2 separate regions of the Homo sapiens genome follow, and region 1 is linked to region 2. The links are chromatin loops, found by intact Hi-C in ENCODE. Cell type or tissue: heart left ventricle. All regions are shown on one strand. Links, peaks and the distances in the headings refer to the core of each region. The heading gives the core; the rest is flanking DNA.

Evidence for each region. Peaks named below come from ENCODE experiments on the same cell type or tissue, not always from the same donor. Only the 100,000 strongest peaks of a DNase experiment are listed, where the experiment ranks them.
Region 1: a loop joins it to region 2, with 2.1 times the contacts of the local background. A loop is called at or near these places in 7 of 110 quality-filtered maps.

What each region holds. Positions count from the first base shown.
Region 1 is chr12:77,918,433-77,934,507 of GRCh38, reverse strand. All of the region lies in intron 1 of NAV3 (neuron navigator 3), which reads right to left. Among named protein-coding and RNA genes, the nearest start is that of NAV3, 96 kb to the right of the region's middle. In heart left ventricle, for the core only: CTCF peaks have their summits at 8,562 (motif pointing right) and 8,763; a DNase peak (open chromatin) is centred at 8,827; H3K4me3 peaks cover 475 bases.
Region 2 is chr12:77,845,791-77,861,865 of GRCh38, reverse strand. The region is part of intron 1 of NAV3 (neuron navigator 3); the gene reads right to left. Among named protein-coding and RNA genes, the nearest start is that of NAV3, 23 kb to the right of the region's middle. In heart left ventricle, for the core only: no CTCF peak of the experiment used is centred there; no DNase peak of the experiment used is centred there; H3K4me3 peaks cover 758 bases; H3K27ac peaks cover 619 bases.

The DNA.
Region 1 (16,075 bases), core at 7,585-10,084, 71 kb before region 2:
TACCTCTCTGGACTGAGTTTCAAAGTAGCATTTGGACCTGAGAATGGAATCACAAAGGACAACATTGACCACAACAGTATAGGAAAGCATACTTTTTTTTTATAATTTCCCAAGAGCCATATGGAATTTTCTGGAAGAAAGAAGTGATCCTAGAGAGCACTTGAAATCAGGACAGGAAGGATGTATAGAGCTGGCACAGAAAAGCAAAAAGGGCACAGAAGATGTGAGGATAGGTTAAAATAAGTCAAGTTATGTATGACAGGAATCCTACCTTCGGGCACTCATCAGACAGCAGCCTTGGTGGGTAGCAATGGCAATGAACAAGCTGTGTCACCCCTGGTGCCATGATAATAAGGAACCACAATCAACAACCCTCCCCAGCCCATCACTGCAGAAAGAAAAGGAAGAATCTGGAACTGAATGAGCCTGGCCCTCAAACACTGAGTTTTAAACTGAAAGTGATTATGTTACTTTGAACTGAGATAAATACATTTTCTCCTACTATACAGAGAAAGAGGCTTAAAAGGTGAAGTTATATATTTTTTCAAAGATATAATTTTGTACACCACAGTTTTAAGACTCAAAAATTCAAAAATGGTAGGCAACATTGGACAAAGAAGGTTGCAAAATCACAGTGTGGGATTAAGACACAATACATACTATTTTTAGATGTTTTGAAAAGTTGATCACAGACTGGATCTGCAGTTGTTGTTACAGAACTGATATGACCAAAAGATCTGTGAATGAGTCCAATCTCATGACTCTTGTAGGCCTTCTAGAAATCTCAATAGCTCATGTGGTATAATTATGAAACGAATCCATTAAAAGTTTTGGGTAACATCATATTGTCACAATATATGTAATACATTCACCATCTAGCTAGTTCACCTCAGTCTGTACAGATAGTTCACCTCAATATTCACATTAAAATGAAAGCTCACACTGTATGAAGTTTTTCAAAAATCTCAACTTTGGAGTTTGATTTAAAAGTGAATATTAATGAGTTGACTACCCCATAAGATCGGTGGATGGTCTATGAAGGCAAGTAAATTATAAAGTAAACATAAATTGAAGTCTGATAATTTCCTTTTACTTTTTTTCTGTCATTCTCTTTCAATCTCTGACCTAGTGCTGTTAATTTTATCTCCCTAACATCTCTTCACCCTTCCACTCCTCCATTGCTACTATCATTGCCCTGGGTCGCTTCTCATCATCTCTCACCCAATCACTCTAACAGTCATATAAACACTTTCTGAGTGCAGGCAGGCTAAGCATTATACTATTCTATACACTACAGATAGTGATTGCTTTAAAATGCAAATCTGATCAAGTAATTTAACGTGTTAGTAAAAATCACAAAATAGCTCCCACTTAACTTCAAAAAAAATGTCCCTTATGAAGTCAATTTATTCCATTTTTAAGAGAAAATTAGTTTAAATAAAAATAGCAAAAAGAGTAAAACATAACTATGAAGGTTACAGAAGAATGATGATTGAGAAATGACACATAAAAGGATGAGATTTGACAATCAGAAGGAAGGGGAAAGCATATTCCATGCAGAATATGCATAAATAATTACATCTACAGAGGAACAGAGCTATGAAATAGCCTCATGATTTCAGAGAATTTTGTATAGTTCTATTTGGCCAGAACATGGGGAAGGGGCACATGGAAACACTAAAGGAAGAGGCCAGGAATCAGGTAAGGGTTGGGCAAAAAGCAATAATATCTGAAGCTAAGAAGGCTTTATTAAGATTTTTAGGTGAAAGTTTATTTTCATGTAGGGAACATGAAAATGACAGCCATGCTCCTGTTACTAAACTTGAACTTGAGTGCAGCTATGGAGTTTAGAGTCAAGTTTAGAGTCAAGAAAGTAAAGACAGATTACTTACAAGACTTCTGTATTCTAGATGATAAAATAGTTTTCTGCCCTGTATTTACTAAGAAATTGCCCACAGGACAGCAAGAACAAAAAATCTTAACTCAAATTCTATCTTCCATGAACACAATATATGAGTGTGGAAGGCAGATGAAAGAATGATACACATGTAGCAGAGTAGTAAAGGAAGATGGACCCACAGAAGCCTGCAGAGGGAGACAGAGTAATGCAAACAGATTTTCCCACAGACCCCCAGAATGGCTCAGAAAGTATGAGCATCAGATCAAATGGAAGGTAGGATGAACCAAATTCAAGAGTTATATTGTTGCCGGCCTATCCATTCTCCCATCAAAAGCCAGGACATACTTTAGGGAAAATCCGGACTTAGGGTTATCAGGAAGACAAAAGGTAAAGGCATGGAAATGAAAACAAAAGGATTAAGTAAAATTATATATACTTATGTTGAGACCCCAGCAACTGATTTTTGCTTCCCTGGCACCCTCTCCTTCAGGAATATAGGATTTCATATCCTCCACCCTCACTCCAGTCAGATTTAAAAAATCTGTCTTTGACAACAATGATCATCCCTAAGATCAACAGATACTGACACTCATGGTACCCAGTGAATCAATGAGCTGGCCATCATTATAGGATGGCCTATAATGAATCACAAAAGACATTAACAACTATGTGCATCACACACACACACACACACAAACACACACGCACAAATAGCTTCCAAGTAGATTATTATTATTATTTGAGATGGAGTCTTGCTCTGTCACCCAGGCTGGCGTGCAGTGGCGCGATCTCGGCTCACTGCAAGCTCCTCCTCCCGGGTTCACGCCATTCTCCGGCCTCAGCCTCCCGAGTAGCTGGGACTACAGACACCCGCCACCACACCCGGCTAATTTTTTGTATTTTTTAGTAGAGATAGGGTTTCATCGTGTTAGCCAGGATGGTCTCGATCTCCTGACCTTGTGATCCGCCTGCCTGGGCCTCCCAAAGTGCTGGGATTACAGGAGTGAGCCACCGCACCTGGCCGCTTCCAAGTAGATTTTTATTGTCTCATGCTTGATACAGAGAATTGAGGTTTACCAGGGGTTTGATAAAATTCTCTGAAATAAAATGGAGATACCAAAATAGACAGATAAAAAGAAGCCAGAATAAAATACAGACAAAGCTGAAGCATAAGAGAACTTCAGGGAAATTAAAATTAATACCCTAGAAATGAGAAGTTGCATTCCTCAGCGGATGCAGAAGAAAATGAATGATACATACACACATATGCACACATGCACACTTACACCCACACACACACAAATACACACACATATATTTGAAGATCTAGGGATTAAGTAGAAGTTTTGTAAATTAAAAATATGATTGACTTTTTAAAGCTGAAAGGCTGGAAGGATAAATTGAGAAGGTTTATTGGAAGGGAGATCAAAATTGAAAAAGATGAGCAATAATAGAAAAATATAGTCATATTAGAGGATTCAGTAAGTCAAGTGTCAAAAAAATACTAGTTCCAAAAAATAAGATAGGAAAAAAATTATAGGAAAGAATTTTCAAAGTGTTCATCACTATTAAGAAGATAAAAATTGATAACAATATCAGGGATAAAAAGAATATTCTAAAAGCTTCAGGAGGGTGGGGCACAAAGAAACAAATTTTAAAAGTTCAAGTTACCTTCAAAGGATCAGAAATTATAATGACATCACAAGTCTCTACAGTGACATTGCAACTAGAAGATACAGAGAAATTCCTATGAAATTCTGGAGGAAATTGATTTTCAATCTCAAATTCTATGCCTAGACAAACTTTCCAACAGTTGGGATAATAAAATAAGGATATATTATACAAAAACATTCTAAGAGAAAAAAATATTTTCATACATCCCTTGTAAGGAGGCTATCAGAAGTGAAAATAATGGAATCCAACAAACAGGTGACCAAATGTAAGAGAGAGGCAAAGACATTTTCAGCTGATGATAAGGAAAGTTCAGTGTAACTGCTATGTAACAGATCTAGAGAGCAATCATTTTACATTGGAACAAAGAGAAATGATTCTAGAATTGTTAACACTAGGGAAATAATAAATCTGATGCACTGTGTGAGAATTGGATTATAAGGAAAATTGTATACGGATGGATTTTACAGATCTGTTGGAAACTGTTAAAAAAAAAAGGTAAATGTAGCCATAAAGTCAACATAAATTATACAATAAAAAAGTGAGGCAATTATTAGCTCTATAGAAAAAAAACAACAAACTCTGTTTAAGAAAGAGACTTTAATCCTAGGCTAGTATTAGTCTGGTAGTGAATAATATTTACATGGGAACAATGAAAACAATATAGATTTCACTGAAAATTATAGTGTAAGTATATTGGGGGTAGTGCAGAGAAGAAGGGGGTTATAAAGAAGCAAAGTCCTTATATACCATCCCAAAAAGTCAATAGTCTCTAAATTTCATAAAGTAGGATATTAAAGCATATTACTTGGAAATACAAAAATAATCACCATAAGAAATTGCTAAATGGGTAGAAATTCATTCTTTTTGTTGGAGAGGAGCTAGGGATAGGACTGCTCTTGTTTGTTTACCTGTAGAACTTTACATGTTATTTTATTTTAATAGTCTAATAACAATGAAAATCATTCATTTAAAAATAAAGTTTATAGACCAGGCATGGTGGCTCATGCCTGTAATCCCAGCACTTTGGGAGGCCGAGGCAGGCATATAACTTGAGGTCAGGAGTTCAAGACCAGCCTGGCCAAAATGGTGAAACCTCATTGCTACTAAAAATACAAAAAAAAAAAAAAAAAAAAAATAGCTGGCCGTGGTGGCGGGTGCCTGTAATCTCAGCTACTTGGGAGGCTGCAGCAGGAGAATCGCTTGAACCAGGGAGGCAGAGGTTGCAATGAGCCGAGATCATGCTGCTGCACCATCTTAAAAGACTCCATCTTAAAAGAAAATAAAAATAAATAAGTAAATAAATAAATAAAAATAAGGTTATAAAAAGAGTCTGAGCGAAAGATGATGAGGTAGGGATACAGAAAACCAAAGGTGTGGGGATATAGAAAAGCCGTATTTACGGAGTAGAATCAGCAAGACTTGAAAGTGAAACAGATTTGACTCAAGGTGGATAAATTCAAATTTCTGGTTTGGATTAGCTAGATACTGGTGTCTCCCACTTAGTAGACACTCAATAAAGACTGGCTTATAGCTTATAGGGTCAATGACATGTCCCTGTCCGTGACGCAGCCAGAGCTATGCAATGTGGTGGCTTTGACAGGCTAATGGAATGGAACTCTAAAAATGGAACTCTAAAAATTGGTTTTTAGGTTTTAAGAAAATATACATATCTCCTAATTATTTTTTAAAACGGTTTGATTTTAGTTGCAAAGAATACAAGTCCTTAATTAATATATTAAAATCCTGGTATATCTAACATATTACTAATGATATATTTCATATGAAGAGATTAGCTGTCTTCAGACAAAATGAATAAACTACATTGATATGCATAAATATCATTATTACAGCATTTAACTTTTCAAGTACTCTGAGAGTTATTTCCTACCCAAACAGAGAATTCACCACAGCAGGCTACTGTACTTCTTTTGACCATAAAGCCAGATGGACAAATAATCAACATTGACCTCCTGAACTCTCTGGCACCTACCCCTACCCATCCCAGTGACACTTTGTTATGCAGATATCAAGTGCACCCTTTAACTCAATTTCAGATTTTATCAGAGCTGAAATTACATTAATATTTTCATTTGCAACTGCATTTATCTGTTTAAAATTGTAGCCACAATTCACTAGCTTAGAATCTAGTTACATATCTCTATTATTAGATTGGAAATAGGAAATTTTTAGATGAACAGAAATACAGGTAAGTTGATAGGAAAAGAAAGGGTAGGATTTACTATGCTAACTACAGTATGTTCTGATTTTTCTTTACATGCAGTTTTTTAATAGAGAAAAAAGCTGAGGCCATAACACAAACCATGTCATTCATAGTCAAATCAAACCTGCCAACATTTATTGAGCAGTACTGTGCTTGGCACCATGGGCAGTACCAACAAGGATAAGGCACATAAGTTTTTCGTTAATGAGGAAGGGAGGGAGGGGGTCGGGAACAGGTCAGACAATTTTGAAATCCTAGTAGGGGTTCTCTGCAATGATGACTGCCTCATCTTTCCTCCATCTCCCTTATCCTTTGGCATTCTAGCTACCTAGTTCGTGTCCAGATCATCATTGTGAGAACCCCTCGGCATTCATTTAAAGCCATATGTGTTGTTCTCTAATCTTTCTTGCTGTTCCAAATGTACTGAATACTTTGGAAACTGAGTCAGCATTTTCCTTCCCTCTCTCTCTTTTTTTTTTTTTTTTTTTTTGAGGCGGAGCCTAGCCCTGTCACCCAAGCTGGAGTGCAGTGGCGCAGTCTCGGCTCACTACAACCTCTACCTCCCTGATTCAAGCAATTCCCTCCCCTCAGTCTCCCGAGTAGCTGGGATTACAGGCGCACACCACCACGTCTGGCTAATTTTTGTGTATTTTTAGTAGAGATGGGGTTTCACCATGTTGGCCAGACTGGTCTCGAACTCCAGACTTCAGGCAATATGCTCACCTCAGCCTCCCAAAGTGCTGGGATTACAGGTATGAGTCACCGTGCACTTCCAGCATTTTCCTTCTCTAACCTTTAGTGATGCAGTCATACTGGGCAACCTCATGGTCAATACAGACAGTCAATCAAACACTCTGGCAGAAATAAAATACATAATGAAGAACCAGCTACCCGGTCTTAAATGCATGGGGCCTGACTAATGATCTTTTCTTCTACAAAAAATGATATGATATACATTTTTGAAAAAGGAGTTGGCTATTATAATTATAAGGCACAATCTGGTGGTAACTTAAATTTTATTTCACTTTAATTGCATTTCCACTGCTACCAGCAGTATGACAAGAAAGGGCTACATAACATTCTTTCTCCAAGATGTAGTGTCTACTAATAACAGTGTTGAGAGTAAGCACTATTTTAAATACTTTAAATAGTTTAACTCATTCAATCCTTAAAGCTCCCTAAGAGGAAGGTACCACTATTCCGTTTTTAAAGATGAAGATTCTAAAACAGAGAAGTGAAGTATTTTCCCAAGGTGGCAACAGTAAGTGCTACATAGAACCCATACTTTCTGTCTCAAGATTTATACTCTCAGCTCGTACAAAAGGAAATGTTTTATTTATGAGCCTTTCTTAACTCCAGCCTTCTACCTTATTTCTGTTACATCTTATGTCCATCTCAAAATATGGAGAAAAGTCTCCTTTATTTGACTGCTGCAACATCTAGTACTAACAGAGAGCTCCATGGGGAATTCATCTTAACAGTCTGTGAAGTCTAATAATGCTGGTGACAATATTAGCTAAAATCTAAATATTAATACCACACAGTATGTTTTAAAAAACAGTTATGAAAACAGTCCATCTCTACCCTTTTCTAAGAAAACAAGTGAGAATACTTGAGATTCTTTTAACTTCTTCTTGTATCAGTCTGATAAATTGATGTAAATTGTGCAAGTACATTCAAAGTAAAATCAGCTACCATCCTCCAAAGACCAAGTAACATGCTATAAATATGCATAAGAAAATACTGTTAATAAAACACAAAGTTAAAAGAGAATAAATTCCGTTTAAGCCTTAGCAGTTCAGAGTTTCCAGGCTTCTGACCTGAGCATTTCTCCTTACTTTCCAACAATTAACAGAGAAAAATTGACTGATGGAAAGATTGGTTTAGCGTAGACCGTAGTTCTCAAAATGCAGGTTCTTGACCAATGCATCAGAATCATCTAGGAACTTGTTACAAATGCAACTTACCAGGCCCCATCCTAGATCTATTGAATCCGAGACTGGTAGTGGGGCCCAACAAATGAATTTTAAAAAGTCTGCCAGGTGATTCTGAACTGTGTTAATGTTTGAGAACCTCTGGCGTGGATGGAATGCTGTTCACAAATTACAAGAGATTTAATTCTAATACCTTAAACTGTCTTTCAATGTAAAGAATATAGTATTTTAATGTAAGTGAAAAGTAATAAAACAGCCATGGCATATCTATATCTATATCTATCTATGTATCTATCTATGTATGTATGTATCTATCTATCTATATCTTCCCTTACCTCCCAAGCCTCTCTTGCTAGGAAGAAATGCTTTGTAAAAAGAAGCTTGGGAGGTAAGGGAAGGTAAGATGCATAAGGTAAGGTAAGCATTGCCTACAACAATCCTCCTTGCAAAGCATTCATTCCTATGTTTTAAATACTTTAAATTGTTAGTGACAAAGATAGATATCTACCTCAAAGGTGTTTCAAGATAGGTTATAATTAATTAATTAATTAATTTAGAAAGAAGTGGCCAAGGGATTGTTTACGTTCACTTAGGCTAAAAACATAGAACTTGGAAGCTGAGAGAGAACACTCTGCCTGCTGTGTTTAAGAGCCTCTGTGAAAAGTAATGGAAATAAAAATGCAGTGCACAGGGAGTACTAATCCAGCCATCAGTTGACAGGGAGCAATAGAGAAATTTCCAGGAAAAAGTAAGCAACTTTCAAAAAATATTTGTTTTTTCAACAACTTTCTTTCCTTCTTTTTACATCAACTCTAAGCAAATATTAGACTACTTGGAAGATTCTGTTGATCCCCACTAGAGGGCATCCTATTTTCATAAATACCTGAAAATTTTAAAACTACAATAAATTATAGCAAAACATATTGGTGAGATCTGTCATCTAGTTTGCTATTTGCTAAGGACACTTTGATGGTTTCATTTTGTATTCCACTCATACACAATTATGTATCAGCTTTCTGCAGTTGGTGTCTCTCCAGTGACATGCTGTAGCTCCACATCACCACGGGTAGGAGCTAGATCCACATACCTGCAAGACCATCGGCTAACAGTGGCTGCTGCTGCGTAGCCTTGTCAAACCGCAAAGCGATGCTGCTCAAATAATGAGCCAACCACATGACCACTAAGAGAGCATGGAGACTTAGAAGTCATAGCATTAACAGCCACCCTAAACCTCCCCCCGCCTTTTCATCCTAAAATCCTTTCATTTGTAATGCACCACAATTGCTGGAATGCACAATTGTTAAAATGCTAAGGATTCCATTTGAATCTCTTACAAATTATTGGAATATATTAGCTAAAGGAAAATAAAAATAAAAACAGAAAACATGCAGACTGCTCACTATATGAACTTATACGGTTTATATACAAATATAAGATAATGAATAAAAGTCAAAGATTTTAAATTAGCCCCAAATTTCAAATTCAAGCCTCTAAACCAAATTTTAGAAAATTTCCCTTCTTATAAACCTATTCCTATGATTAAAGTTGACCTTCAAAATATATGTGAAATATGGTCTAAAACATTCATTCAACATGCAAGACACAAAAAGTAAAAATTCTCACTAGTTAGAGAAGCAGACATAAGTCAATCTTGTTTTTTTTCCCAACCTTTCACCCTCCCCATCATTCCCCCACCCTTCAAAAAAGTAAAGTTAAATTTTTGAAGGGTTTCAGAAGTGGAAAGTATGGAGCCTGGAGTCAGAAATTCTGGGCTTTCTTCCAAGTTCCACCACTAACTACTGGATCTTGAGTCTTGTCTTTCATGCTAGGATCATATCCTTATCTACCCTGCCTATCTCGTAGGATTATTGTGAGGATTAACTGTAATAGAAAACATGTGCAAAAGTAAAATGAGCTATACACTATAAGTCATCATTATTATAATCAATGGAATATGCTTACTCATGATTTACATTTAAAAACATATTCTCCCCAAACAAATGTGTAGTAATTTCAAATAACCATTGCACATGTCAATATTTAGATCGACTACTTTCTTTTTAATTGCATTGAGACACAGAAACTAATTTACTTTCATAGAATATCCTTATCTTGAATTTCTTCTTTGTCCATATCTGATGTATTACCTGATATATTACAAGGAACATTATACTTTAGATATCTATGTTGAAAATTAATGACTGTGCAAAAACTACTTTTTGTGAAGAGTTGACCCAAGCGGGGATACACTTCCAGCTGCCTCATGCCTGGAAGTCCCCCTACTGCCACCCCTCATGAGAGAACCTATTACATTTTCACTGTTCACCAAAATTTGTGCTCCACCTTCCATAGCATAAAATATTCTCTAGAAAGCAGCTTCTCACCAAGGACTTCATTTCCAGCTCTCCTCTCCTTGCATTTAGGTGGATAAAAATGGACTAGATATCACCAATGTAATAAGAGCTAAAGTATTATGCATCTCTTCCTACTCTAGCCCACAAAAATATACTCTAACCTATTCTTCGTTTTGCCCATGGGCCACCTGGGATATATCCAGGTAAAACAATGAGGCCACATAATGAAAATGTGTGTTTTCATTAGTCTGAGTTCTTGAGTGACTGTACATAACAAAGCATCTCAACTCCATACCCAACCCCCAGGAAACACTGTGGACTGCTGAAAGTCTACTGTGTACAGAGCCATTGAAATTCAGGAGTTTGTTAGAGCAGCTGGTTTTAATTTAAATTACAGAGATTCTCCTTGCAGCCAGACCCTTAGGAGAACAACTCCCTTATGTACAGGAATTCAATTACAACTCCTATAGAGAGCTAAAAATCCATTCCCCAAATCCCTATTTCCCTTGCAGAGATCATTGTGTTGTACCTACAGTTTTCTGGTTATCTTTTTACTAATTTAATAGCATCTTCTGAGCATATATTGTGGACTCTTCATCACTAGTAACTCCTCTCTTCCTTTTGAAGCTCTGAGCTTGATTTCCCAGCAGTTCCATTCATTTTTTACTGCTGATTCTGGGGTGGTAGTGTGAGCATTTGTTGGTCAAGTTTCCACTGCTGGGGTCCTTGGAACTTCATATAACCTTTTTTTTATTATTAAAATGAACTAGGTACTGAATGTATCTAATATTCTAATTTTGCTTTACAATTTACAAATAGGTCATTTTGTTTGTTATACTCATTTGAGGTATATACAGTAGATGTTACAGTCCTACTTTACAAATCTACAGAAGAGATGATACAGATTTAGGTGGGCTGTTCAAGAAAACTAACCATCATTTATGACATTATTTCTACATTAATGATGTTTCCAAATTTCAGTAAAATAGATTTTTTTAAAAATTTGGAAGATGATCACTTTCTAAATCTAGCTCTCTCTCTCCTATTTTAGCTCTGATATGTGTGTGTGAAATTAAATTCGATAGCTTAAAATATATTTAAAAACATAAGCAATGACTTTTAAATTCAAAATTCTTCACTATCATAATCAAGCTGGTAGAATACTGGAGCGATAGAAAATGTGCTTTTTATTTCTTAAATTGACTTTAGACTTACCACATACCACTATGACATTCCTTTATTCTCTTTTTATGTGAACTGATATTCCAAAAATGTAGTTTATATTAATTATAATATTTATAAATTGGAACTAAAACACCTAATGATAGGGAAATTGTTATTATCAAATTATGGTTTATTCACTCTTCAAAATGTTAAGTAGCCATCAAAAATAAAAATCGTGATACTTGTAGAGTAAAATGAAAAATATGATGCAAAAAAAAGTAGAATAGAAAACCATCTTAAGATGTACGTATAAAAATACTAGAAGCAAATTCAGGGTGTAATAGTATTTACAATAAGGGTGATCTGATTTCAGATATTGTTCTTTATAATTAAAAATGTTCTGGATTAATATATTACTCATAAAATTAAAATTGATTTCAAAGCATTACCTCATTGGTATTCTAAGGAAGTTAATGAGAACAGTTTAAGAGTATTTTTTGGTCTTCTAGAAAAACAAAGGTACAATGAGTCTTAGGATTCAAGTCAATAATAAAAACACTCATTATTATTCTCAAAGAGAGAACCACAAGTAACAAGAAGTTTCTGGTTGAGGAACACAGGCCGAGGGGACAAGAGTAAAGTCAATGCTGGACATAGGTGGGATCCTAAGCTGGAACAGTGGTCTGAAAGGGCAAGGCACTTTGGAGTGGCCTGTTCAGGTCCAGAATGTCTGAGCAACACCTCTGTAGGATAACAATGGAGTAGGGCACACAGGAATTGCAAAAGTCTTAATAAACACCCACGAGGGATTTTCCCAAAAATAGAGTAGTGGAGGTCAGAGAATAACTAAAAAATAAAGGGATCAGTCAAAAACCAAAACATTCACAAGAGCCCGAATGACCCGAAAAGCTGTTAGGAGATGGAAAAGAAGCGCTGGCCCTCCAAAAGTTCAAAAATTAAACAAACAAACAGACAAACAAATCAAAACAAAACCCAAAAAAACCTCTCTGGTTCACAGCTCAAAAATTTCAAAACACAGAGGCAGGGAACCATACCAAGGTAGCTATTTTGGCATCTTCTGGGCTAATATTTTTAATTGGAACTGGTGGCTAAATTGAAGTGTTTTCAGGGCTGACCAAGGAGGTAGCTTCTGCTACGCATATGACCAGGTCTTGCACTTCAAGTTCATTGACACAAAGATTCAGAGATAGAACTTTGATATAATTGCCACTGTTTCCACTAAGTCATAAAGGTTACCCTATACAGCATTCTCTGCCCATGTGCTGGGCACTTTACAGACCTTATTTCATTTATCCTCCAAAGGACCTTATGATATGGGCATTGTTATATTACACGTGAAACAATTGAAGCTCAGATTCATTGACTAATTTGCCCCAAGTCATTAAGTAGCAAGTCACAGAGCTAAGTTTAAAATTGCTTCTCTCTCTCTACAATACCCATACATTTTCAGTGGCACCATATTACCTTCTTTGTTGGTATAAAAAATAAAAAGAGAAACACTAAAATTTTTCAAGGTGTTTGGCCAAGTACTGCCTTGTATCCTCATAAAAATATATCATTTTAACCCTATCATTTCCACTAGATTTTTCATCTTTCACGTTAGAAATTGTAACTCTCATTTTAACTCCAAGGAAAAGGAATTTAGCTATGAGAAAACTTATCATAAGACAATCTTTCCCAAGTCGGTTCCAAACTGCAGTTCTTAACAACGGCATGATTTTCCTGCTCTAATATATTCATTTAATAATAGTCACAATTTGTTGGTTATTCCAGGCTGCCAACGTTTATGTAAGTATGGCTACTTCTCGGTTTCAGGATTTTTAAGTGAATGGTTCCTACCTTGGCTAATCCTTGTTCTTGAACATTTCTATGAATAATGAAAATAGAATTTTGAACTGCATCTCTATGACTTCATGAACTATTTCACAGTCGGTATTGCCTTAACTGAGGAACATTTATTAGTCTCAAAAATTCCAAGTTAAAATTTGAGTAAATATTAACATTTTTAGAATTTCATATCTTGAATATGCATATCCTCAGGCACTAGATTTATGATGACCAAAAGACGTTTCTCATTTTTTCCTCAAAATAGTTACCCTAGCTTTAAAGTTAAGCCTTTGACAAAGTCTGTTGAATATTTCACATACCACTAGACTTAAATTTCAGCTTCTCTACTGGCAGATGAGCCTTAAGAATAGGTATCCTTTTCGTTTTCTTATGATGAGATTGTTAGAAATCCAAATCTTCAAACACAGGTTCAAAATTCTCTAATTGAAAGTACCCACAGCCACTCTATTCCCTTTTGTGACAAGGATATGAACAAATAATTCATATGAATCCAAATGGTGACCTTGGAAAGTCTACTACTATCCGCATTCACAGGACGAATCAGTCATCAATCTGACATTATTTTCTGATAATATTTTCTTTCTCAAGACAAGAGGCATCTGCAGAGTAATTTTTTTTCGGATGACTTCCTTTTTTGTAACAAACATTGCTGGTTAACATTTGGACTCACACATGTGAATCAAGTGGAAAAAGATGACAAATATTCGCCTACATGAACCAGAAGGTGTTTGAGTATTGTACCTAAAAGTAAATTCAAAGGCTTGTACCTGTTTTTCTGATAATTCTAATTTTCAAAATATATATTTAGCTAAAAATGCATTTTAATTTTTCACAATAGCAAGTTAATTGTATTTCCAGAAAATTGTCATGAAGGGTTTTTTTGGTACTATAAAATTTATAAGTAAAAAGGTCAGATAGGACTTAATTCATCTTACAGTTTTGGGGCTTTTTGTTGTGTGTTTTTTAAATCTGACTTTTCCATTTTCTTCATGTCCAATTTTAAGCCACTGTTGAAACAAAATCCATTTTTTCAAACAAAATAAAACTGGTTAATTTTGATAAAGCAACTGAGAAAATTAAGTACAATATATAGCATGGTATTCTTTATTCAAATATTAATTATGGGATTTAGAGCACTAATTTTAATTATGGGGTTTAGAACACACTAATGTGACTCCTAAAACAACACATTAAAGAAGGTTTTATTGTTACTCTTATTTTACAGATGAGGAAACTACTATTTAAAGATACTAAGCAATTTGCTAAATGTCACACAGTAAAGAGTGCCAGAACCCGGATTATTAACCAAACTTAACAATCTCTAGAGTTCTTAACACCATGCTATATTTCACGTGCAGTTGATAAATATTGCTTCAATTAGTGGTAAGTTATAAACCTGCCAAATTACAGCATCATTTTCAAAACTAAAATATAAGTGATAATTCAGTCTTCTGGAGAAATCATGGGCTGTTCACTTCAAATTCCAATCTCAGAGCTCCCACAGTGACAAAAGGTCACCAAACAATCCAAGCGTGATTAAATTTTCAATAGGGTCAAATAAATAGTGTCCCTTTAAGAGCTAGAATTCTGTTAATCTGATCAACTATTAAGCAAAGGGAGTATAATTGCCATTGAGAGCAGTGTACATGCAGACTGTCTCAATGAAAGCATGCCTATTCTCATAAGGAAACAGATGTTTGCTAAATTAATATGAAGTACTTCGCCTTAAAGATATAAAGATGTCCTTCAATGGTTGCTAGGTAACATATTTGCGGTTAAGAAATAAGCTAAATTACAGACTTTGGAATACTTTTCTTACTTATGTATTTTAGTAAAATGGGGGATTAAGAAGTAGATAAATACCAAAGAAAATATCTTAATGTGACATGGTATCTTCCTTTCTAGCCCCATGTCCACAGATACGGAGTTGCAATTGTTACTGTGTGAGCATTTTCAGAAGTTAAGCTGGATACCCAACTCTTATATTCCAATGTAAGAATGTAGTAACATACAATTGAGCTTTCTGGTAAGGAAGTTCTAAATATATCAATTCACATAGGTTTCCTTCATTTGGTGGGACTAATGTGGAAATTCATGTGGATACCATGTCAAGATTTAACAAAGCAAAGAAATACTTGACCACACTTTGACCTTCACTTTAGATTAATTCATGATTAAGTGCCTGCTCTCAAAGCATCCATTTCTCTGGCCATAGACATAAAATATTTGTTGTTTGTTCACTTTCTGTGATATCCATACCCACTCCAATCCTAAGATAAAGTTTCTAATTCTTCCTCTATCTTGTTTTCTTTAAAAGTATTTTTTCTCATATGGTCCCTTCAAATCGGCTCTCTGCTTCATTCTTTTTCCTTGTTTGAATGAAATACCTTGCCCATTGTTTATATTCTCTGCAGATTATAATAATCATCACAAGGTCTACTCTTCCTATAATGATATAGACTATTTCTTCCCATATGATATGGAGTCTATTTCTCCAATCTTGAATTTGGGTTGGTCATTTGGCTGGCTTTGCCCAATGTAACCTTAGCAAACATGATACAAGCAGACCCTGGAAAATCACTTGTACGATGGCTTTGGCTTATTTGCTGCTCTTGGAACTCTGAGCTGACATATGAACAAACCTGAGATATCCTACTGGATGATGACCATATGGAGGCAAGCTCCAGTCATTCCAGCTGTACCAAATGAGACTATCATAAACCAGCTTGCTGAGAGCCATATCACCCCCCAGAAACTATCACCTAGCTGATGGGCAGCCGGCCACAAACTTGAGTAAGCCCGTAGAGCAGCAATGAACTTCCCTGATGAACTCAGCCCAAATAGATAACCCACAAAATTGTGAATAAATGGTTTTTGTCTTAAGACATGGAGTTTTGGGTTTGTATTCTAGCAAAAGCTACCTGATACATTTTCCAATAACTATGCTAGGTGTGGGTGT
Region 2 (16,075 bases), core at 5,675-8,174:
CTTCTAGTTGCTCAAAAGAAAGCTTAATTTTTACAATTGTGGACTCTAAACATAGAAAATGATAAAATATAGAATAGTAAATAAACCTTCATGAAAATTACTTAAGATTTCAGGAAGTTTCTTTATAGCCTCCCCTAAGATTTCTGTTTTTTCAATAATCTACCCCCTTCCCAGCCCCAACAATTTAAAACCAAATAGGCTTTCATGAATATCTGGACAGAAGGTAATAGCAACTCTAAATTATGCATCCTATTGCTTATGTAGCAGATTGTAAATGTCCAGGGAATTCAGCAGAGGTCATATTTCATTTGTTATTTAACTGTCTCTGCTTCATTTTTTCACAATACAACATGACAGTCTACTTGCAATGTTGAAACATTGCTTAAATAATTTGCTCTTAAGAGAGATGTATAAGCTGATTTTATTAGTTCAACCATTCCAGATTTCTTAGCATTTGACCAGAATATAAATGGCATTAATTTAACTCATAAAATAGTGTCTTCATGACAGATGCCATATGATAATAGAGAAGACTAGACAAAAACTCACAAAACTTCTGGTCAAGTTTGGCTAAGCAAGAGAGGGTCATGTAGATGGGTGCATATAATCATCTGTACAAATAGGAAAAAAAAGAAGAAAGATACACGGTTCCTTTTTTTAATCTGGGAAAGATTTTAATCAATTATAACCATGTAAATACCACAGAGCTATATGATTTTGCAACCACGTGCTAATTTTCTCTACTACATAGGAGACAATCATGGTTATGGCTTCAAGCTGAATCTCTCAGCTGAAGCAAATGAATGCTCGGGACAAATTTCTCTGTGATAAAGAAAGGAATTAATGGAATTTTGCAATGTTATGCTTTTAAGTGACTCTTCTGCATGTTTCCACAGACAGACATACACCATATGAATATTGTAGGGTACAGCCAAGTAATTCAGGCCAAATTGATCAAGTCTGCCCACTCTATGAAGGATAGTTTTGATCCTCAAGTCCTTTATTTCCCTTTTAGGACAATTAAAAGAGCTTGATTAAGAATTACTGGAATGCTACGTTCATTGCCACTCAAAATCATATGAGAAACTGCCAGCAACCCTGCCCATTTGGCTTTAAAATCATGCAGAGCTCTATTTAAAATTTTAAAACTGACTTTAGGCATTCACATCTGCATCTATACCCAGAAAACATTAAACAAAAAGGAAATATTATCTAGCAATCTTGTTTAGCAAAAATAAAAAAATAAATATAAGCATTAATTGTTTGGATACTTATGACTATCTGCTTTGGTGTAGCACTACTTTAGAGATGGCTATTTCTAAATCAAATATGAAAAGGGTGTAACAGTTATTATTTAAACCTCAGCAACATTTTAATAGAGGTTTGCTAATTTTTAATAATATACATTATAAAAAGCCTAAACAATATAAAACAATAGAAAGTGAATATATATGTGTTGTATATTTATATATATACTTCACTTTTGTATACATAATGTATATATGTGCATATAGCATATAAAATTATAAATAAAATACAAACATAAAATGTATATATATGTATATATTATATATAAAAGTAAAGGAAGCCCATCTCTACCCTTGATCCTTAAGTTTCTTAGTTGTCCTTTCTTTCCTGGAGACAATCACTGTTATCATTTTCTTATGTATCCTACCAAAGATGATTTATGCATAAATAGTGCATATGTGCACACATACATACAAATATATATTTTACGCGTTTGGCTACAAAAGTAGAAGCATGCTACTTACAATATTCTTCCCTTTGCTTTTTCCACTTAATAAATCTTGAGGCTATTTCATTATCAGTTCATATATAGCTACCACATTCTTTTTAACATACAGGGAAATATTTTAATTGTGCTTTACTTACTACCAGAAGTTGATGCAACTTGTGATGGAACTAAGGAACAAAAGATAATCAAAATTGTGATGGTGTGATAAGGAGAAAATTAAAAAATGAGAATTATGAGGCATGCCAGGGTTCAAATTCAGGGCAAAATTATCATTTTAAATAATTTCTTGAAAATTAGAAAGATATAGCAAAAAGATTATCAATTTAGTCTTTTTTTTTTTTTTTTTTTTTTGCATTTGAAAGCATGGGAAATGCTTGTTTTACTGCTCATGCTAGGATTCCATTCCTATGCATGTATTACATAATTCACAAAGAAGGAATTGGGCTCCAAAGGACTTTGATTTTTTTTTTTTCACTTTGATTTTTTTTTTTATTACACTTTAAGTTTTAGGGTACATGTGCACATTGTGCAGGTTAGTAACATACATATACATGTGCCATGCTGGTGCGCTGCACCCACTAACTCGTCTTTTCATCACCCAAAACACTGTTGTTCTAAGAAAGCCACATCTGATTTCCTTAAGCCTAAAAAATTACTGTCATAAAACCTTTGCCCTGGAGGCCAAAAGCCATATCTCAAAGGACTATATATTTCTCTTAGACAAAACTGAATAATTTTAAAGTAGGAGTTATGTGTTAGATTGTTTCTGAAACACGTTTACAGTAGTAGTTTCCAGGGCCTTACAATATAGTATCTAAGGTGGCAACTTAGGAATTAACTGAATCCCAAGGAAAGTTTATGAATATGATAAAATATGCTAAGATTTGCATGAATTAAAGGAAATTACAATTGCACTGAAATTTTATTCTCCCCTCTCTAAAAGACTGAAAAGAGATCTCAATTACTTGTGAAACTGACTTCTCATTCTTTGCTGGGCTGACTGATATTATTTTATTGTGAATGACATACACTTGTTCATTTAAAAATAAGAGTGAGGATCTATACTTTTTATAACTGCAGTGAAAGTAAATTAGAAGAAATATCCTGCCAACCTGCAATGCCAGTCAGTCAACACAAAAGGTTTATGAACTTAGGTCAGGGTAAAGAACTTTGCATCTCCCTCAGTAGGAAATCATAGCAGAATTATTTAAGGCAACTTCTCTGCTAAGCACTGCATATCCAGTTGAATACTTAATGAGACTTTGTTAGATTTTGTTTGGCTTGGGCTTTTGGTAGAACAGTTATTGTTATATGGATATAACATATAAAATATTGTACTTTACATTGTGGATGCTTATGTAGCAAGATTTTCTTTTTAAATCTCTTCCTGGGGTTTAACATGAACAAACTTGATTTGTGAACCTTTGCCTTCCCTGAAGAAAAGTGGTCAGACTAAAATGAAAGTGGAGAGGCTCCCCTAGTTCTGGAAGTCCAATTCCCACAGTGTGAAAAACCACAATGAGATAGTGTAATAAAATATGGCTGTGAGTTCCCAATCTATCTTCAACAGAACTGTTTTCTCACCAATTCTTCTGGTAAATCTCTATTAAACTATTGTATGTAAATAGCTGGTCTTAGATATTAACTTTAAGTTGGTGGTTATATGCATTCTACCTCCTGAGAACCTGAGGCATTGTTGAACTTCTGGAAATCTTAATTAACTACACAGTCCTCACCAAACATTTCCTGGAACATTTGTATTTTGAGTCAAATTCCTTATCCACATGGAACCCAATTCCGCTTAAACCCCCTGTTTCCCATTTTCATTTTCTTTTCATGTTTTCCACCTCCCATGAACAGTGAATTTTTCAAGCCATACTCCAGAGTTTTAAATATTGTACTTTACATTGTGGATGATGGATAACTTTTTGAAATATTATAAGCGATTGTGTTTTATTTCAGAAGCCACTGCCAAAAGTAAAACTCACAGGCCAGATTCCTAACTCCCTTGGAACTCTCCTATAGAAGTGACCCCTTAAAATTCCTAAGCTCATGAAATAAATATGGATTGTATTTTGTCTCAAATGCAAAAAGTATATTTTTTTCTTGGCAAATTGCATGGATAGCATTTGGTACTCGAAATGAATTTCCTTCTTATCCATGTAATGTGTGCCCTTACAAACATACCAGTAACAAATATGCAAACAAAACAATAAAACTCATCAACTCTGTGTCATAAAAACATAACAAATTCCATGGCATTGTAAATATAAATGTGTTTGGGGGGGTTCAGTTTTCACCCATTTTAATCTGTATAATGCATATTTTTACTATCCCTAGTTTTCAGACATTATTTTATATATGGATATTTAATTAGTTTTTTACAAGAATATTAAAATATCATTAATTCTTTTGAGGAAAAGATTGCTCAAGGCAAACTTTTTCTAAAGTCTTTTTTTCACACTAAAGTAATGTCATATATATATATAATTACAGATAATGGTTTAAAATTCAGACAAAAGGAACTGTTAGCAACCAAAATGATAATATTTAAATATTTATCAATATAAATGTTGCTGAATACTTGAAAGAAATGGAATTCATTACATTTTTATTTTAGTTAGGAAAAACCCTACTTTTCCTAAGTTAATGAGATTTTTTTAATAATTTAAAAGATTCAAACTTCTTATTCAATGCAACCGTTAACACTAAACACCAAAGAAAAATTACAATTATCACATAATTTCAAAAAAATTAAAACCAAAATCTTGGAATATATGATAGCTATCATTTATTAAAGATGCATGCTATTCCAGGCACTGAAAAGCCATGTCTAACTCTTATAAAAACTCTAGGAAGTTCATATTATGATCTTCATTTTAGAGACAAAGAAGCTGGAGCTCAGAGAGATTAAGTAACATATTCAAGTGTACTCCCTCATTAAAAGAGAGGGCTAGAATTTGCATGTAAAACAGTTGGATTCCAACTTTCATGCTTGAATTCCCCTCCAAATTTATCAGAAATATGTAGATTTGAATTTCCCTTGACTAGCGTCTCATTTTTTAGATCAGCCAAATAAATGCATTTGATGTTAAAAGTAACAGATTTATTCAATGCAAAGCCATAAAATAGTTTTAGATATTTGATACTGCTAAATGAAATCTAAAAAATTAGCATTTTATCATTCCTAGCCTTCCGTTGTCCAAAGTCTAAAAATTTAGATCCACTCAAGATCTGGAAAGCTTATTTTCAGAAAGTATAACTGCTTATTTTGAATTGAAACCATTCAAATTTTAAAGTGCATAATTCTAAATGTCTGGGTAAAAATGTTTTTAAAAAGCCATTTCATAATACTCAAACATTGTTTAGAAATGTGGATAATTAACTGTATTATTCCTCCTTTCAAGTTAACATTTTAATGTTATGCATTCACAACCATTGTAAAATAATTTAATATTAAGAATGTTATTTTATTATTTTACTTTTTAATTACATCATTTCAAAACTCTGTGGCATTGTTTCCACTGGAAAATTTTCTAAAATATAATATTTTAAAATTATTTCTGGAGGTAAGATTTTAAATTCAAAGATTGAGTTAAACCAAATATAGTCTTATTCAAATAAATACATATTTCTCATGTATGTTTTTACACCTTAGAACATAGGAAACAAATCTTGGGTGGACCTCCTGTGTAAGAAAACACTCCTTGGGGCCCAACAGCCAATGTGCACAATTTGTGAGCAAGTTATCAGTATTTCCTCCTAATTTTCACCTTGTCATTATCATTTCATAAAGCATTATTTATTCTAAGACTTAGATAGCTACATGTCACAAGAACAAATAATAATAATACTCTACTTCATAGACAGCCAAGAGCTGCAAGTCCTACTTCTCCTGAAACAGAACAAACAGCAGGAAATGAAAGCTCTTATATATATCCATTGGTAAAAAGAATTACCAGTTATATAGTGCTCATCTTCTCTCCACAACATATGTACAATAAAGAACGTTTCTTAAAAATTATATTGAAGTGAAGATAATAATACTCTACAGCCTATATAAACAGTAAATTCTAATAACAGACTTACATGGAAATAAACATTATAGCATTTATTATGAAAATGCAGTACGAATCTGTATCAGTTAGCACTTGCTATATAAAATACACCACCAAAAATTTAAGGAATTAAAACAACAATGACTTTTTAGCTCATGATACTGTAGGGTGACAATTTGGGCTAAGGTCAGCTAGGAGTTCCTTCTTCTGAGTTTGGCTGGGCTCACTCACGTATCTGCAATGTGCTGGCAGTCAACGACTCACTCATACATCTGGCATTAGCTAGCTGTCGGCTAGGGCCCTGCATCGATTGTCACTCAATATCCAGTGGACTAGCTCATGCTTATTTATATAGAGTGCCCACGAGCAGCAAGTGGGAAAGCTCTGGGCCTCTTTAGTCTGGGCTCAGAATTCTCACAGTGTCTCTTCAACTGCATTCTATTGCTCAAAGTAAATTCCAAGGCCAGTCCAGATTCAAGATGGATGTGAATACACTTCTGTACCCCACCTTGATGGGAGGAGCTGCAAAGTATTATAGAATTCTTATAATATATCACAATGTCATTGAACAGAGACCTTTTGAGAAAATAGAAAAATATTGTGATACCCTTTAGGGATATCACAGATTCACTAAGAATAGATTCTGTCAAACTGACCTTCTTTCATTTTGTAACAATGTTAAGTGGGAAGCCAAAAAAATAACAAAAGCTTAGAATTTTGATTTCAGACAATATTTGATGATTATTTTACTATTTTTGGCAAAAATATATTGAAATTTAGGCTATACCGAACAGTTGGATAACTGTATAAATATTTAGACAATTATAATTTTTAAATGTTGATTAAAAGATCATTCTCCACCTGAATTCTTTAGGACACATGCAAAAGGATGTTAGTCAGCATATATTTTTTATTTTTATTTTTGGAGATGGAGTCTCGCTCTGTCACCCAGGCTGGAGGGCAGTGGCGCGATCTCAGCTCACTGCAAGCTCCGCCTCCTGGGTTCAGGCCATTCTCCTGCCTCAGCCTCCCGAGTAGCTGGGACTACAGGCGCCCGCCACCACGCCCAGCTAATTTTTTGTATTTTTAGTAGAGACGGGGTTTCATCGTGTTAGCCAGGATGGTCTCAATCTCCTGACCTCGTGATCTGCCTGCCTCCACCCACCTCGGCCTCCCAAAGTGCTGGGATTACAGGCGTGAGCCACTGCACCCGGCCAGATGTTAGTCAGCATTTCTAAGTAATAAATGCTTACACTTAAAATATTTAGACGGTATATGATCTCATTTGTAGATTTAGAAAAGATAGTAGAAAGAGGCGGCATGATTGATAAGGAAATGAACTTGGAATTAGCATAAATGATTTGAAATTATATGTTGTTTTCTAGGATAAGTGCCACAAATATTCTGGCACATTTATTTCCAATAATTTTAACACACACACACAAACACACACACACACACACATACACACATACACACAATTGGCTTATCATGATTACATAGCTTTATTTCCTACCTTCTTCAGTTACTTTTACATCAAAAAGAAAACATAGTCCTATATCATAAAATGTTCTCGGAAAACAAGGTTTCTAATGATCAGCAAGTTTTGTACATTCGTAAATTAACTGAAAAAGTTGGAGGACACTTGTTTGATAATAATCATAAAAGTACGATTTAGGGGATTTATGCAGATTTATTCAAATTCAAGTTTAGTATGTGAACATGGTATGAGGTACTGCCAAAAATATGATAGAGCTGCTCTAAGCTGAATCAACAGAAACAGGCTGCCTTCCAGTTCTAGAAACTAATGGAGCCATATTGCTGATGAAACATCATGTAGGCTATTGCTTTCTATTAATTTTTAATCTTAATGTTAAATATATCAGTAACTAATTAGGCTATGTCTGAAAACGAATAACCATGATGATAAGGCATCTGAAATTCATATTGTGTGTGGAATAGTTGAAAGCCTTTACTCAAAGAAGAGGACAAAAAGGTGAGGCTTTTTCATTTTCCTACCAACTGGTATGACTATGAGCTCTAAAAATGTACACCTGCTAACAGACTGCTTCCCAAAGTCAATTCTGAGTTCCTCAATTATCCCTGAAACCTTTCCAAGACTTAGAAGTCATAGGATTCATATAATATGTGTTGAATAGATAAGTGAACAAAAGACTATATTAGTAAACTAGAACCAATAAGTGGAACTAACAGAGAGAGAATTTTCACCTCAGTATAAGAAAAATTTATACCTTATGAAATATTAACTCCTGATTTTTAGAAGTCTGCCAAACTGACTATAAAAGGTATGCATACGTTAAGAGTTTTACTGGATTCAGAAATCATCTGACACAAAATGTGGCTTTTTTTTAAATAGAGATAAGATTATCTCTATTCTGTACAATGACCAATTCTGCCTGTTTTATTGTGTATGTTGAAATGTTGCTATCAGAAGTATTGCACATATTCAATTTTCATCTCAAATAGTGCTTTTTGCATAGAATAGTTTTGAAATTTTTGAACAGTAGAGTTTCTTAAACAAGATAAAAATTGATACATTGGATTACACTAAAATTAAGAATTTATGTTTCCCAAAAGACATTATTAAGGGAGGGAAAACACAACCCATGGAATGGGAAAAGATATTCACAATATGCATATTTGACAAAGGACTCATGTGCAGAAAATGTTTAAAAAATTTCTATCTACCATTAAGGAAAGAGGCTCACTACTTATTAGAAAAGTAAGCAGAAAACCTGAATGAACACAACGGAAGATATCCAAATGGCCAGTTAAATACAGAAAAGATAATCAATTCCATCAGTCATAAGTGTATGGAAGCTTAAAACTACAACAAAATCACACTACATAGAAAATGCTAAGGACCTGTGGCCTCATAACAATGGTGATACCAGAGGGCAGAGATGTGGAGCAACTGAAGATGCATTCAGGTTAGTAAGAAAGCAATCTGGTACAACCACTTTAGAAATGGTGGCAGTAATCGTACTCATGAAAGCTGAGTATATGTCTTGCCTATTACCTAGAAGTTTCACCCCTAGGGATCTACCCAACAGACATCGCTTCTTATGTTCGCAAAAAGACATGTGCAGGAATGTTCACAGTGTCATTATTCATAAATCCCCAAGCTATAAACTATCCAAATGCCCACATTAAAAGCAGAATAAAAAATAAATTGTGGGAGAATTCACGTACTGGAATAATATAAATCTACGAGAATAAGGAATCTAAATTGTAATTGTAAATGTCAGACAGCAATTGTAAATGTCTGTTTCCTATTCTCTACTAGCTGGAAAAATGTGTTCATTTTCTACAAATTCATGAAACATATTTATGGTATGTGTACTTTATTGGTATGTGTCTATTATACATCAATAACAATTTTAAAATATTTTACTAGGCCGTTTTCACAAACTTATAATGCATATGTTTTGTTATTCTTCATAAGTATAACATTATTTATTTATTTATTTATTTATTTATTTATTTATTTATGAGAGGGAGTCTCGTTCTGTTGCCCAGGCTGGAGTGCAGTGGTGCGATCTCAGCTCGCTACAACCTCCACCTCCTGGGTTCAAGTAATTCTACCACCTCAGCCTCCCTTTCAAGTAGCTGGGATTACAGACATGTGCCACTACGCTCGGTTAAGTTTTGTATTTTTAGTAGAGATGGGGTTTCACCATGTTGGCCAGGCTGGTCTCAAATTCCTGACTGCAGGTTATCCCCCTGCCTTAGCCTCCCAAAGTGTTGGGATTGCAGGCGTGAGCCACTGCACCCAGTCAGAATAACAGAATTTTCAGAGTTTAAACTGTTATTTTGAAAATCAGTTATCCATTACCACACGTGAACTTTATAATGAGCAGGCCACATCTATCCCTACTCTCAAAAACTGCTTTTTATTTCCTAAGAGTCATCATTTTATTTATACTTTTGCTGTGATTTCCTAAATGAAGCTGTTGTTCAATTTCTGCTATTGTAGTAATAGTTCTTACTTCTCCAAGCTTAGTCCATGGGAATTACAAAATAGGCAGTAGCTAGGTCGTCTTTCTCATGTTTCTTAGCTCTAGTTATACTTTAGTCTCCTTATCTAAAAAGTGAAGATAACGGTAGTACACACGAAGACTAAATGAGAATGCATTTAAAGCACCTCTAACGGCATCTGGCAAGTACTACTTAATATTAATAAATGATAGCCAGTATTGTTAGTAGTCTTTCATGAAGTTACAGTAATATAGACACTGAAGCTGGTATTAGATAATGCTTTAAACATTCTAGGGAAAAATACAATTAGTTGTGAATTTTACCATATCATAATATATAAATTTATTATTCTTAAGTAGGAAGGAGTATGCATTTTTGAGATAATAGCATAGCATTTTTTGTTCCTGTTTCTTAGTTGATCTAAAGTTTCCCTAATCATTAAAATAACGACAATCATTATTACAAGAAGACAGAATTCAGTCTGTAACAAATAATTGATTGCTTAATATTATTGAAAATATTTTTAAGTTCATTGTGACAAAATAGTCTCAAAAGTTAGATTTCATTGAGCACAAAAGTGTTTTCCAAATTCAAGAACTTTTCTTTATCTATCAAATACAAAATCTTGGTTACCACAGCATACAGTGGCACTATTAACCACAATGCATAGGGTGCAAGATATATTTCAGAGAACCTGTGACAGTGAGGGTAAATAAAGGTTCAAATAGCAGTAAGGAAGCAAGGGGATTCAGAAGGGGTATTTCTAAAGATAAGATACAATTTGAATTCCTGAGAAAGAAGCTGGTGCCTCCATACCCTTGGGACTAGGCACAAGATTAACAGTTACATAAAAAAAATTCAAGATAGGTCAAAGAGCAGGGTGAAGGTTGAAAGAATTTGTGCCCCACTTCTCATTTGATAGCTGGGGGGATCAGAATGCAGGGGTGCTCCTTGCCAATATGGAATAGCCACAGCAGAGGAAAAATGATAAGACACAGTTAGGTAGATATGGCTTGAGACAGCGTATCCGATGTCTATGAATCCAAAAGTTCTTATGTGTCCCAGTGGTGCTATGCAGGAATGCTCTGAGGACTAGTATTCTAAGAGAGCTGGCATCAGGACAGGTGCAGAATATGAGCAATAGTTGCCAACAGAGGGTGTCCACATAGCCCAAGTCTCACAGCACATGTCCAGTGACCAGGCTGGATGGGGCCAACTCTGCAGAGACCAGCAAGGACCCAAAGAGTAGCAAGAAAACCAGAGACTTTTTTCTCCCTTCATCTGCCATTACCCTGAGGACACAAAAGCTTCCCTACACACACTGTATCCATCCATCTGAAGAAGCCATTTTAAAAATGAGAAAGAAAGAGAGAAACTTCATAGAAAAGGAAAAAAAGGTGCTGAAAAGAAATTTGACCTTGAAATTTACTAATCTTTTACTCTAATGAGGCTTTCTCAAACCAAAAGAAAATAGCTTAATTTAGGTTTCCCCCATCATCACCAACCTCCTTTGCAACCACCAGCAGCAGGAAAGGAGATTTGAAAGAAAGCAAGAAGAATATGTTACAGAAAATACTGAGTTACATTTTCTTGTACATTTGATAAGTATCCTGTCTGAAATCCCTGTAAGTAAAACATATAAATTACAATGCACTTGGCTGATTTACTATACTGCAACGGACTTATGATTACTTAGAGGAAGATCCATATCATACATCACCCTTGACAAGGAAAACTCTATTAACATCCATAAACCTACCCTGGCAATAGAGTATGGATATTGTTATTGAACAGAGGAATTTCACTAGTTACGTTCTGACAAGGAAATCAAAGAATGCCAAAAACACTTGTAAGTGTTGGAGGATGACTCAAACATGTTCCACCTCCTTACTGATTTTCTAGCACAAGGCTATGGCTGGCTTTCCATAATATTATGAGTCTTGAATTTTATGTTAAAGACATATTTATTTTTCTAAGCAGGTTTATTAGAGTAACCTAAGCAATAATTATCAATAAATGGGACGCTTAGGACACGGGCGTAGAATTTTATAGCCACTTTTTAAAATGCCATGGCTTTGAGATAACCCACTTCAATCTGCCGAGTCTTAATTTTAATCAGGTACAAAAAGGAGACACTTGTCTTAGAAGATCCTCCACTCTTTCTTCCACATTCAAAAGTCTATATTTGATGAGATAGGTTTGGAGACACACGTGACCACCATTGGATTGGGGTAGCATCGCTCAAGGTAGACTTAGTATACTCTGCTAAGGCCAAAATTATTAAGGTTTGGACTTTGGATCACTGATATATAGATTGAGCATTTCTTATCTAAAATTCTTGGGACCAGAAGTGCTTCTAATTTTGAGTTTTCTTTTCAGATTTTAGAATCTTTGCATATACATAATGAGGTATCTTGGGGATGGAAACTAAGTCTAAACAAGAAATTTATGTTTCATATACACTCTACGTTTAGCCTAAAGGTAATTTTTTCAGCAAATAATTTTGTGCATGAAACAAAGTTTTGACTGTGTTTTGACTACAACCCATCACCTGAAATCAGGTATGGAATTTTCCATGTGTGGTGTCATGTTGGCACCCAAAAAGTTTCAGATTTTGGAGAATTTCAGATTTTGAATTTTTGGATTATAAATACTCAACCTGCATAGAAATAGCATAGCTGGCATTTCTATCCAATAAATCATGAACAGTCTCTAGGATGGCTCTTTTTGCGATATAGACATGAAGTAAATCATGAGTCAAAGTAATACAATCATAAAAATAATTATTTTTTATTCAACACATATGTTTAAATCACTATTACATACAACACATTGTGTTTGGGAAGCTCAAGAGATATAAACATGAATCAAATCGGTTTCTCATTAAAGAAAGTTTAAAGAAATTTAATTAGAGTTTAAATAAATTTAATTTTAATTACATTGGGGGAAGCTTGAATGATTGCCAAGATTATGGCTATGCTCAGGAAGATTAGTTTGCCAACAATGTCTATGAAGGATTAGCCACCAAAATAAAAGAAAACATCACTATTATGCAGTAATTCCCAAAAGACTCAAAAGCTATGAACTATAAACTTTGACTGACTGGTAAACACAGCACATATCTCTTTCAAGTACATATGAAATTGCATGGAATCATATTGAAAATATTGATTTTTTTTAATCCTCATTAGGAGATTTCTCTGCTTTCACCTGGGTTTCTTCCTCCAAAAATAAAGAGCAATCATGAAATTTAAATCATTCAGTGTTCCAGTTCCTATGGCAAATGTAGCATATATCTTGTTCAACAGATAATAAGGCAGTTAACTCTTTATCCTGTATGCCACTGCCAGGATGGATAAACTGTTCCAAAGTTTAGTAAACTATGTGCTGTATTAAAAATGATATGAGCACATTATTCAATATTTGTAGTGGAGGATAAAGTTCCTGTGTGTCTCCAACTTGACTATATCCAGCAGAGAAAAGGTTTTGATTTATTTGGAGTAAAACACTTGGAATACAATAGAAGGGAGCAAGGACTTCTCATAGATTTTTCCCATTAAGCATTTTTGGGCAAGCCTTAGAAGTTACTCTGCAGGATGGATCTTATATTCATTCAGTGGCCTAGCTTTACAGCTAGTAGCAAAATTCATTGCCTTAACCCAGAGCAGTCTTGTTATTTTAACATGGCTGTTTCTATTTATAAAGTTACACAATCCAGTTGGTTCATTCTTCCTCCCTGTCTGAGACACAGTTTACAAAAAGAAACCACAGTCATTACAAAAATACATTGCCAGGAAATCCAAGTGTTGTTTTCTAGTGGAAACTGAAAGATCCACACCTTGACTTATGTCTTACTCATCCTAAATCACATCTTTGCAGCACTTTCTCCTGGCTAAAGAATGTGCTCTGAAGTTTTACTACGTTCATTAGAAGGCCATCTTTTATATTCTGACTATTCTTGTTGTGGTTTTATAGGTGTTCTGTAAATAAAAGTCTGCTGTACAACAGGAAGCACCCTCTGCCAAGTCTTTTGGAGAGAGTAGCAACACATCCACAAGAGAATCCAGGTGGCAAGACATTTGAACAAAAGGTTTACACAACAGCATTCAAAAGAAGAAAGTAAAAGACAAGACAGACATAGGAACTCATTCTAACTCTCCTTTCAGCCTCCTGGCAGCTGCACCAGCTGGATGTTCATACAGGTCAACATCGTGATAGAGTGCTATATATGGGAACTTTCCTCTGAAGGCTAAAACAAGCTACACATGCAGAGAACAAACACGGGGCTAAGACATCAGAGACTTTCTTGCAAGTCCTTGAAATATGAAATTTAATTAAAATTTAACTACCATTTGATCAAGGCTACAGAAGAGAAAGAAAAATAGTGGTGTTTGTAATACTTTGTGTAGCATCTTTGCTCATGCAGAATGAATGAGAAAATGTTATACAGAATTAATTGTAGATAAAGTCAGCACCTGGGGCACTCTCCATTTATTCTTCCTAGAAGGACTTCTTGCCTGTTGGATCCTCTGCCCTGTTGCTTTCAGTTGGATTTCATCTTCCCACCCTTTTCATTTTCTCAGCTTGATTCACATAGATCATACATAAGAGCTAAAGAAAATGTGTTTAGTGCCTGAGGGAATTCATTTTCTGCCTGGGATAACTAGACAAAATGTGATGCAATTCCTCCCCTGAATTTAAAATGTTTTGTTATCTTGAAGGCAATTTTCCTCATCCAATAAAAACAGAGAAGGAAAACGGGTGACCTTTAAAAACATATTTTTGAAATCGAAGATTCTCACACACAGAAATGCCTCTGATAATTTTGGGTGTAGACAGATGCTCTCTTCCTCTTTGTACTCCCCACACATTCTGTCAATGGCCTATTGTTAAAGTGTGGACTTTCTCCTAGACCACATCCTGTCTGTCTTACAGAGGAGAAGCATACTGTTGAAGTGAAAAGAAAGTCTTGATATCTGTGTGTAGTCTCTGAAGGTATAGAAAAAACAAATTCACTGCAGTACCTCAAGATATCATTATATTCAACTCAGGGCCCGTAAGATTTAGGTTGGAAATTTCCTGATGATGAACTCATGGAACTAAGACATGTTTGTTTTATTGACAAATCAAAGCTTTTTTCATAAAAGGAAAGTGTATTATTTTCATTGCCAACACTGGTTAAAAATGGTAGGAAAAAGGGATGAAGAGCAAATGTATATATTTGAACCTCATTGAAAAAAAATCATTCTCCTTTGAATAAAACCTCTGAAGAAGCTACTTCTAATTTGAAAAATTCCTGTTAAAGAAAGGACATTTCCCATTAAATCTGAAATAGATAATTGACAGCATCTAACAACGAATCCTTAATTTAACAAGGCAATAATATATTTAAAAATTGATAAATATGAGATCTCCAACTACTATAAAATTAGAACTAATAATTAGACTATTATAGAAAACTAGAATGAAATCAAGGAGAAAATCAAGGAAATTGGACTCATAACTCGAGTAACCAATCATCCCAGTTTGCCTGGGACTGAAGAATCTCCAAAACAAGACACTGCGCACTAAAATCAGCACAGTCTGAAGATAACCAGTACAGTTGGTCAGCCTATGTGATAACTCATTTATTCTTCCAACATTTTCGTATTTATCCTTCAAGAGATTTTTCTATTAGAATTATCTTCCTGCATATATTATCCTCACTATTTCTAAATACATTGCATTCATTCATTATGCAAACACAAAATGAATTAACTTTTAGAGAATAAACTCCTGACAGTGGATTCTCAGATAGTTCATACCTAAAGCAATAAACACAAAATCTGAATCTCTATTAATAGATTTTAATGGAGGAGGATCTGAAATTACAGACACTTTGTCATTTAGTATTGGATGTGTTTTTGGTTTTGGTGCTTATCAACTCTTGAGTGAATTCATTTCTCAGCTACATAAGCCTATCCCTTTCCTCTCCAATCTTCGTTCATCCGGAATTGGAGATATGACTCAGAGATCAGTAATCTTTATGTGCTTTTTGGAGTGCACTGCATTGTAAAGCTAGTATTTTGGTACACTTAATGTTTAAAGAATTAAACTAATCAGCCAGGCCCAGTGGCTCAAGCCTGTAATCCCAGCACTTTGGGAGGTTGAGGTGGGCAGATCACCTGATGTCAGGGGTTCGAGACCAGCCTGAGCAACATGGAGACACCCCGTCTCTACTAAAACTACAAAATTAGCTGGGCATGGTGGCATGTGCCTGTAA